Linked DNA regions of Homo sapiens: region 2 is linked to region 1. Evidence: read pairs that join two places in POLR2A ChIA-PET (ENCODE). Cell type or tissue: OCI-LY7. All regions are shown on one strand.

Region 1 (5,000 bases):
GGACGTGAGAGCGACCACAGTGAAGGAGCCAGCACTCAGGGCTCTCTGCCTTCTATGTGGGAATGAGGTCTTCCCAACAGACTCTCCCTCTTCCAAAAGATTGTGTATCAGTTGCTCCTTCTGGGATTTAGAGATGGACAGAAAAGGGTGTGCGATCTATGCTGTGAGAACTCCCAGCCAGCTTAGAAGTGTCGAGCCATTTGCACAGAAAGCCACTCCTTGAGCGAGGAGACCAAATCCCTCCTGAAATCCTCCATCGCGTCCTTCTGGGGAGAAAAACCCTTGATGTGCTGAGAACCATCATGGGGACCAGGATAGAAGGCTTCTTCCCACTCAAAGCTTTTCTCCCTGGAGGGTGGGCACTGCTGGGCCATGCCACTTCAAAGCAGTGTTCCTCAGCAGGAAAGCGGAGGTCACCACTTACCGGCCTCCTCCACCTTCTCGGCTTCTCTTTTCTCCATGAACCCAGGTCGTCCAGCAGGTACTTCCAAGTTCCCAGGTCTGTCTGCCTAAGAGCCTTTTGAGGAGACCGTCCTGGAGCCCCATCAGTGCCCAGATCCTGGGGTACCGACCATTGCTGTCTAGCAGTGGGGGATCCTGTGGTGGGAATGGGGTGGGCTTCTCATCCATGTTGCTTCTGGGAAGAGAGGGTTGCCTTTCTGGGCTAGGGAGGTGGCTGGAGCTTCTGCCCTGACCCTCCGCTAGAAACCAGTTATATCCATTGCCACAGCAATACTGTGTAACAAATCCGCCAACACTCGGTGGCCTGCAACAGTCAGCACTGATCTAGGGCAGGAGTCAGCAGTCTGGGCAGGGTGATTCTTCTGGTCTAGGCTGGGCTTGTTTGTTTAGGGCCAGTGGGTTGTTAAGTCCCAGGGGATGCTCATGGTGCAGAGGTCGGACCTGGCCCTGCTCTGTGGTCTCTTGCATCCCTCCTGCAGGCCAGCCATGGCACAGCCAAAGGCACGGAGGGAGAGACAGCAAGTGCCTTTCCAAGCCTTGGTGGACACCACACCTGCAGCTCTCCCCTTGGCCACAGCAAGTCACGTGGCTGGGCTCAGCATTAAGGGGTGGGGGACAGGCCTGCCACTTTATTGTCCGCTCTGCACAGTCGGGTGGCAGTAGGCTGAGAATTTGGAGGGCTAAACAACTGGGACTCTGGAGAGTCTGTGTCCTAATAATGCCTGCTTTGGAGCACTCCTTCCCCACCCGCCTGCTCCAGGGGAATAGCGTCCCTGGTCCTAGCATTTCACTAGATACCTCGTGCCTTTGAACCGCTGTGTTTGGGAGGGAGGAAGAGGATAGACAGGTCCAGGGCTCCCCTCACTTGGGAAGGTCCTAGTAGAAGGCATTCCTTCTGAGTCTCCTGGCCCTACAGCTTCTCACCCCTGCTGCTCCCCAAGACCTGACCCGGACCAATCAGCTGCATCTCTGCACCAAGTGCCACCCCCACCGTGCACTGCTCGCACCTCACGCTCCCCATGGGCTGGCCCGGACCCCAGTGAGGTCTGCACCTCTCGGACCAGCCAGGACCTCGGAAGCCATGAGCTGGGTGTTCAGGGCTTGGCGGAGGAGACGCTGCTCCGCGGGGGATGGAGAAGCCCCGCCCCTCCACAACTCCCTTAATCTGGATGCAATTAGAGGAAACCAGCCAAAAACCCCGCGGCAGCTGTTGCCCCGGGATTATTCCCAGCCAGCGAGAGGCATTAGGGCGATAATTCAGTCATTAGACTTCTAGCCTTCCCACCGCCAGAACGTGCAAATAGGGGATAATCAGCCCTGCACGGCCATCCTCAGCAATGCTGCTTATTTAACCCATTTTTTAAAATGACACTTAATGTTATTGGCTGGCGTACGTGTGTGCGCATACTTAAAAGTTGATGCGTGGTGCAGCTCTGCTGCTAATGTCTGCTGACAGCGTCGCCCGATGTTGCTCAGGGCCTCTGGGAAGAGGGGACACCTTTGATGTGGGCGTGCTGGCACCCAAGAGGCAACGTGGTCAGGCTCGATGCTTGCCAGCCCTGGAAGGTCCCGCCAGGGTTGGGGGGTCGGGTGAGCACTCAGAGATCTGGGGAGGAAGCGAGGAGCCTGGTGTCCTCACCAGGTGCAGAGGGGAAATGCGTACTGCTCCAGAAGGTTCTGACTCAAGTCTCGGCCCTGAGGACTCAGAACTCACAAGTCATGGATCAAGTACAGAGGGAGGGAGGGCCCCAGCCCACCCCTGCGGGGGAGGAGGAGGGTCTGAAGGTGGGAGGGCAGCTCCATGAGCAGCCACTGTTCCTGACCAGCCGAAGTGCCAGGCAGGGGGAGGTTTCCATGTCCAGGAGGGAGAGGACCTCCACCCTCTGACCTTTCAGTTTTCCATAGCAGCCCAGTGTGAAGCTCGGCGGGGGTGGGCAGGGCATCAGGACAAGATGAAGATGCTGGCTCTGGAATGAGGACTCCCCTTGGGCTAAGGGGTAGTGGCTGGCAGAGGTTGCCCAGCTCTTTTGGAGGCCACAGGGAATAGAGGTGGGGTGGTGCTTCCGTTCCTGTGAGGCCCGCCCCCCTGAGCCCCCTCGTCTGCTTCTTGTTTGGCAGAAATAGATGTGGGGCACAGCCCCTAGATGATGGGAATCTGCCCAAGCTGTGCCCTCTGGGGAATGAAATCTTGCTCCTCGTGCAGCTTCCCCTTTCCCTTGCGGGGTGGGGGCTGGGGGTGCCAAGGCTCCACCCTTGGAGGGGGTTGCTGGGGGTGCCAAGGCTCCACCCTTTGCTCGCTGGGCAGAGGGAAGGAAGCACCTCCCTGTATGCTCTGCAGGGGCCCCTGCAGGCCACTTTGCCTCAGAGGAAGGAGGAGAGGTCCCCTGGGAAAATGCGCACACACACACACACACACACACACACACACGCACATGCACACACGCACGCATGCACACACACACACACATATGTGCAGGGGTGCAGCCTAAGTCAGTGGAGCCAGGACTGGCTGCGCAGCTGGGCCTGCCCCATTCTTGGAGTCCCCAGGGAATGAGCCTCAGGATCCACTTCGTCCCTTGTTTCTAAGCCAGGCTGCACGGCCGTTCCTGGGTGTGAAAGCATTCTGTCCTGTCTCCAGTCAGAGGGAACCGCCCCCAAACTAGAAAGCTAATTTCCCCCGAAGGTTCATGAAGCCAGAGGCATGCCCTTGGGGGTTGGTCGGGAGAAGGGTGAGAGGCAGTGCTGTGGAAGGGGCCTGGCCCCTGCTGCCTGCGATTCTCCCCGGGTATGTGGCCTTCTGCCTCCTTCAGCCTCAGTTTCCTCACCTGTAACATGAGAATAATGATGCCTGCCTGCCCAGGCCACCTCCTGGGAGTGCATTGGGGACTCTAAGTGTAAAACTGTCATGAGGATGGTTTATGAAGTCCCAGGGACCACACCTGCCACTCAGGGAAGAGACCGCTGACCTCAGCCATCAGCCGTGTGCATCGTGAGGGGCAGCGAGCTCAGGACGGAGAGCTCTCCCTTGGTTCGGAGTCAGCACACCTGCACTCCCACACGCCCACCCAGCTGTGTGTCCTCCGCCGAGGGCGAGCCTCTCTGTGACTCTTCTGTAAAATGCACCCCATTCTGCCCACTCCTGCCACGAGACCCATCCTCTGCGATCCCGCCAGGCATGTGTGTGTGAATGCATGTGCAAAGCTCTCCATCAGAAGGGTGGTGTGGGCCCTGCAGGTCCTACCCCTCGGCCTTGAAGCTCCCTCGGGCTGCGGACTCTGCCTCCTGGGTCTGAGCATTAGAACCAGGAGAGGGGTGTCCCTGGGCAGAGCCAGGGGTGCAAACAGCCTGCAGCCATCTGGCCTTTTAAGTATAGTGTGTCGCATTTCCGGGTAGGAAGGTAGCATTTCAAGTTCAAAGAGAGGTCAAGTCATGCAACCATCTTTCCTCCAGCACTTTTGGGGTAAGGAGGACAGTTTTTGTTATGGTTTAGGGGAAATTTTCATGAAATTTCCACCATTACCAATAGATTACTGATGTCCATGGCAAGTGATCTGTTCTTGGTATTTTGTTTTGTTTTGTTTTGGTTTTTAAATGTAATCACCCATTGGTCAGGCCCAGGACTGGTCACCATGAGCTCTGCTAGCCACGGCCCCAACGATGCTTCCGGCTCTCATGGATTCCACAGCAAATAAAACTGTACTGACAACAGATGCACGCTGTACAGTGCCTCTGGAAGGTGCGGTGGGACTTGCTGGGTCAAAGCACGGCAGGCTCTGTGCTGGGCAAACAGGGCCCCGTGGCAGCCCAAGGGCAGCCTGCAGACGCCAGTGTGCCCGGCTTCTCCCATGTTCTGAGATGGGGGAGGGGAAGGTGTAAAAGAGAGCTGGATGGGGGCTGTGGGGACTGAGGGTCCTGGGAGGCTGGCCAGGGGCTCAGCAAGCGCCCACTTTGGGAGGCCTTGCCCTCTGGGCTGTGGTTGGACAGCACTAGGCCTGCAGGCTGGGCTGCCAGGAGGAAGAGCAGCTCCGGACCTCAGGCCCCCCCAGCAGGCGGCGATGGAGGGTGATGGGAGAATTGACGAGTGCTCGCGGGGTCTCACTCGGGAAAGGGCCGGTTAACTCTGAGCAACTGGGAGCCTCGCTCCCACCCCAGTGCCTGGAAACACAAACAGTATTTTATTGAGCCTTGGCTGCCGGGGCTCTGGTTTCAGGAAAAGCCTCAGTCCTGCATTTGTGAATTTTTAAGGAGGCAAACAAGGTGAATTTGACCTTCCTAGGAGTGGGAGTTAGGGAAAATTCAGGCTGCCCTACCAAGCCCTTGGAACCGTGCAGCAGGGGTCAGGGGAGGGATGGGCAAAGGCGGTTTGGCCCATGGAGCAGGTCTCCTGGTCCTCCCGGAGCACGGGGGGCGGGGAGCTCCAGCTCTTCATCAAGCGCCCTTTGGGGTTTCCAACTGTTTTCTGTTGTTCTCTGTGTGTCTTTTCCCCTTTTGCCTGGGGGCGGGGGCTGGAGGGGAACATACCTCTTATCTACATCACT
Region 2 (5,000 bases), 670 kb before region 1:
TGGGGGAACCCTGCTCAGTAAACTGAAAAATGAGAGAGTCTATCACTCTCAAAATCAAAAGAATTAAGTGACAGCAAGCAAAAATCTTAAATACAAATACACTGTATCATGAAACCCAACATTAGCAATACACCGTCAGCAAAACTACATCCTTTTGTCACATTAAATTAATTGTGTTCATTTACTGCCTTTGTAGTTGGACTGAATTTGTATGTTTGGGATTTACAGCTGCACAAAATTCCTCTAACCATAAGGAATTTATGCCTAGCCTTGGGTTTTATATGTTTAAGTAGCATTATAATAAAAATTATGTATACATATTTTTACCTTCAGTACGGGGTTTAATTAACTTTAAAAAATTGGGGAGCATGTGGGTGGTGGTGCAGGTGGTACAACGAGCAGGTACCTGATGAGGACTGCAGCTCCAAGCAGCAGGTCCAGCCCTCATCCTGCAGCACCCAGTGCTAAAAACTGTGGCCAAATTTCTCTAAACAAACAATGTCAAAAAATCGGGGAGATATAAAAGCAAAATGAACTTAAAAATAATTATATATATATATATATATAAATGGCATATATACACATATATGCCATTAAAAACTTTAGGGAGATGAGGGACAAAACATCAGTTTTAAAGGAGGCATAGCTGAGTATAAATCCTGATCCAACCACTTAGTGGCTAGATTAGAAAGCAGGACAGGTTACAGAAACACTAATCAACTAGTAAGCTAACATATACAGAAGAGCAATATAAAAGATACTCTGAAAACGATTGATACATGACATTAAAACCACTAAATGATCCATTTTTTGAACATTACCAAAACTGTGGTTTTAGATCCAAAACTACCTTCAGTTGTAAATAAAATCTGGTACTGCCAACAGCTACAGAGTAATAAAATGTTTAAATAGTTTTCAGGTTGAAGAAAGCTGGGCGCGGTGGCTCACGCCTATAATCCCAGCACTTTAGGAGGCTGACACAGGAAGATCACTTGAGGCAAGGGGGGCGTTCAAGACCAGTCTGGGAGACAGAGTGAGACTCCTCTTCAAAAAAAAAAGTTGAAGGATGCCCTAAGACCGTGGGGTCTGAGCCTCACATGCATGCACCTCACACTCAGCTGCTAAGAAGTAATGTGTGGGCGCCTTCATGTGCTGCATCTGTAATACGACCTACTGTAGATTCATTTTTCTTGTTAGATAATGCATCCTTAACCTGAGTAGCTCCCTCTAGAAATCTCAAGTTGAATTTCAACCAGGGAATGGCCCGATTCATTGCCTGCTGATTGCTAAGAGGTATGACTTGTAGGTAGATATGCAGTGCAATTAAACGGATACTCACACCCCCAAAAAGAACTTTAATGGATGGATGGATGGATGGATGGATGGCCAGACGGAAGGGTAGGTAGGTGGTTGGACAGACAGGTAAACAGTAGTGAACAAATAAATGGACAGATAAGTAGACAGATCCATTCAGACAGAAGATTGAAATTTGCCCCTGACAAATGATTTCCCACAGTGTCATCACTAAAACAAAAATCAGAAAAATACAAGAAACAATAGGACCACTCCCAAAATCCTTAATCAACTGCTTCAATCAAGAAAAGGTAGGGTGGGAAAAAACTGTCAATCACTTTAAAAATTGCTACACAACTGCATTCATTTTTAAAGATCAGGTAAAAAATTTTCAAAAGCTAACGGAAACCTCCTAAAAAGTTTACTGGTACCAGGAGTTCCAGACCAGCCTGGGCAACATAACACTCATCTCTAAAAGAAACAAAAAATAAAAAAATTAGCAGGGCATGATAGACCACTCCTGGAGTCTCAGAAAGCCCTGTCTCAAAAAAAAAAAAAAAAAAAGGCCAGGCACCGTGGCTCATGCCTGTAATCCCAGCACTTTGGGAGGCCGAGGCGGGTGGATCACGAGGTCAGCAGATCGAGACCACCCTGGCTAACATGGTGAAACCCCGTCTCTACTGAAAATACAAAAATTAGCCGGACATGGTGGTGGGTTCCTGTAGTCCCAGCTACTTGGGAGGCTGAGGCAGGAGAACGGCGTGAACCCGGGAGGCGGAACTTGCAGTGAGCCCAGATCGCACCACTGCACTCCAGCCTGGGCGACAGAGCGAGACGCCATCTCAAAAAACAAAAACAAAAGTCTATTGGTAAGAGACACGCATAGAAAACACCACCACCACACTTGATTCACCTAGCACCTACCAACACCTCAAGCTTTACATAATGACTCACATTTCCAAAACCTAGATAATGAAGGACAATCAGATCCAGAGCTACACCAGTGCCCAAAGAGCAAATCCACCCTCCGTCTGACTCAGAGCTCCCTCTTACTGCACAGCTAGTCCGTGCCTGAGACATAACGGGCATTCGTCATGAGCAACTGAGCACAGATGGGTCTGTGACTGCCTCCCATGTGTCAGGCACTGTGCTGGGTGCTTTGCATTTTCAAATAACCTGGCAAGGTGTATATCACCAGCTCTATTTTACACCTAGGAACTGTAGCTCTGGAAGAGAAACGCCCAGGTGGTCTAGGCCTCACTGGTACCCAACTCTGTTTTGCAGCCGGTATGCCCCATTTGTGTTGATGATCACTAGATAAGAGACTTAAGACTATGCACTTCCTCTCGGCCATGGTCCAGAACTGAGACACGGTTTCCTCAACTCATCACGGACACAGTAACGGAAAAACCCTGCGCAGGCTCTCTAGCTCCCAGCAGTGCATTTTCACTGACTCTCACGTATCACCTGCTCTGTCACCCACCACCTCCCCACCTTCTTTTTTCTTAATGTAAAAGAAATAAAACCTGAGAGGTTATACACCTGCCATCACAAAGCCCCTCTCCCAGTAAAAGCAGGAGGATGAGAGCACATCCACTGCTGTCAGTCACTGCTCTCCTCAACACTGAGTTCAACGAAACAGCCTTTCTTCCTTCTTCACCCAGCTGAAAACTTAACTTTGAGAATTAGCAAAACTGCCCATAAGCCCCGAGCCCCAGGGCATCTGAGTGCTGGTGAAACATGGGCCATCCCACAGGACATGGATCGTCTTAACCGTCTTGGCCATACCTTACTCCAACCCATAAGAGAAAATCAGCCAGGTGTGGTGGCTCCCACCTATAATCCCAGCACTTTGGGAGGACGAGGCAAGAGGATCACATGAGCCCAGGAGCTAAAGACCAGCTGGGCAACATAATAAGACCCACCCTCTCAAAAAAAAAAGGGGAAAAAAAAAAAGATATGACTTGGCTCTGTGTTCTCATCTTGAATTGTAGCTCCCATAATTTCCACGTGTCGTGGGAGGGGCCTGGTGGGAGGTAATTGAATCGCGCGGATGGATCTTTCCTGTGCTGTTCTCATGATGGTGAATAAGTCTCACAAGATCTGATGTTTTTATAAAGGGGAGTTCCCCTACACAAGCTCTCTTGCCTGCCACCATGTGAGACGCGACTTTGCTCCTCATTCACCTTCTGCCATGATTGTGAGGCCTCCCCAGCCATGAGGAACTGTGATTCCATTAAACCTCTTTCCTTTATAAATTACCCTGTCTCTGGTATGTCTTTATTAGCGGCGTGAGAACAGACTAATACAGGAGGATTTTACCTTCTGGACCAACAGGGACAGCATCGTCAGCAACCCTGCTCCTGGAACAATTTTCTCCTGCTTCTCCTGTTCCATCAAAAGACTAACTCATTATTTTGTCCAAAGATACTATCTACATTTATGAAGACTGAGAAAGTTACTTTAACCACTTTTGTAATGCAAAGATATTTTATAGGTACTTAATATTTAATTGTAATTCAATGATGTTCTCACAGAAGTAACTCTGCCAGCATTCTGTATCTGCACAGCACATAAGCTCAGAAAAGTTCTGTTTCTATCCAAGTTAACATACAATTCTAATAAGTTTTTTCTTGCAACATACCTGCTACTTCCCCTTTGTGACTACAACTGTATTATACTTCAGCACTTGGTTGAAAATAGCTGATTGAAAGTGGTGATGTACATGTCAATATTCGCTTGTTTTCAGGTTTTTATTCCCCCGTCTGTGTTTGAGAGACATTAATCAGAAAGGAAAGGATAAGTTGGTATCTGTGCAGAAGAGGGTTAAGAAAGCAGGCCCCAGCAGCCCTCCTTTCAAAGCCCTGCTTACAGGGGTGGCCCGTGGCTGGGGTCTGCGGACTTGGATTTCTGGAGGATTCCCACCACCCTAACTAGTAAGTGGGGTTCGCTGTGCCTCAACTGTTTTCCAACAATATGGTTTATGCTGAATGCCTGCTTTCCTGCCAGAAGGCTGGGATTTTGGCAAAGGCTACCTGTCACCAGCCTCCAGTAAAAACCCTGGGGGCTAAGTCTCGGATGCGCTTCTTTGGCTGGCAACATTTCACTACCTTGTATTGGTCTACCTTGTTCTGGGGGAAATTAGCCCCTCCTGTGAGCCTCCATGGGGGCGGGGCTTTCAGAAACTTGTGCCTGGTTCCCTTCAGACCTCACCCCATGCACCCTTTCGCCTAGCTGGTTTTGCTTCGTTATCTTTCTACTGTAATAAATCATGCCCATGAGTATTAGATCCTGAGTCCTGTGAGTACTCCCAGTAAATCCTGGAAGCAGGAAGTGGTCTTGGGGACTCCACCCAGCACCACATTTGCACAACCAAACAATAATCAACTTTTCACCCCTCGTTCCCTTAACCCTTCAAAGGATGCACCAACCCCCACGAGCTTCTTGCAAAGCGCGCAGGGTCAAACACGCGTGCTTTCCCAGTTCCCTGAATTCAATGCGTGTTCGCACTTAGTACAAATTAGACCATCGCCTAGATGTGAAGCTCCCAGAAAAATCACCTTTTATGCCACGACCTCCTCATTCTGAGCTCTCACTGCTTTAGCGGTTTCTTGATAGGTTTCTCTTGGTTTGACAACAAGATAAATTAGATTTAAAATTATTTCCAATTTTACTCAACGAAGTCTACAGGTTACATTGTCTGGGTA

The links. ChIA-PET counts read pairs that join two places held together with the same protein. Peaks named below come from ENCODE experiments on the same cell type or tissue, not always from the same donor. Only the 100,000 strongest peaks of a DNase experiment are listed, where the experiment ranks them.
Region 2: POLR2A ChIA-PET joins it to region 1 with 6 read pairs; 1 of 35 experiments calls an interaction of 5 or more read pairs at or near these places.

Annotation. Positions count from the first base shown.
Region 1 is chr17:79,934,800-79,939,799 of GRCh38, reverse strand. It overlaps TBC1D16 (TBC1 domain family member 16), which reads left to right. Exons shown (of 12, transcript NM_019020.4): 12 at 1-5,000. Among named protein-coding and RNA genes, the nearest start is that of LINC01979, 11 kb to the right of the region's middle. In OCI-LY7, a CTCF peak has its summit at 2,812; a DNase peak (open chromatin) is centred at 2,819.
Region 2 is chr17:80,603,167-80,608,166 of GRCh38, reverse strand. The region is part of intron 1 of RPTOR (regulatory associated protein of MTOR complex 1); the gene reads right to left. Among named protein-coding and RNA genes, the nearest start is that of RPTOR, 61 kb to the right of the region's middle. In OCI-LY7, a CTCF peak has its summit at 2,367; a DNase peak (open chromatin) is centred at 2,386; H3K4me3 peaks cover 1,014 bases; H3K27ac peaks cover 2,624 bases.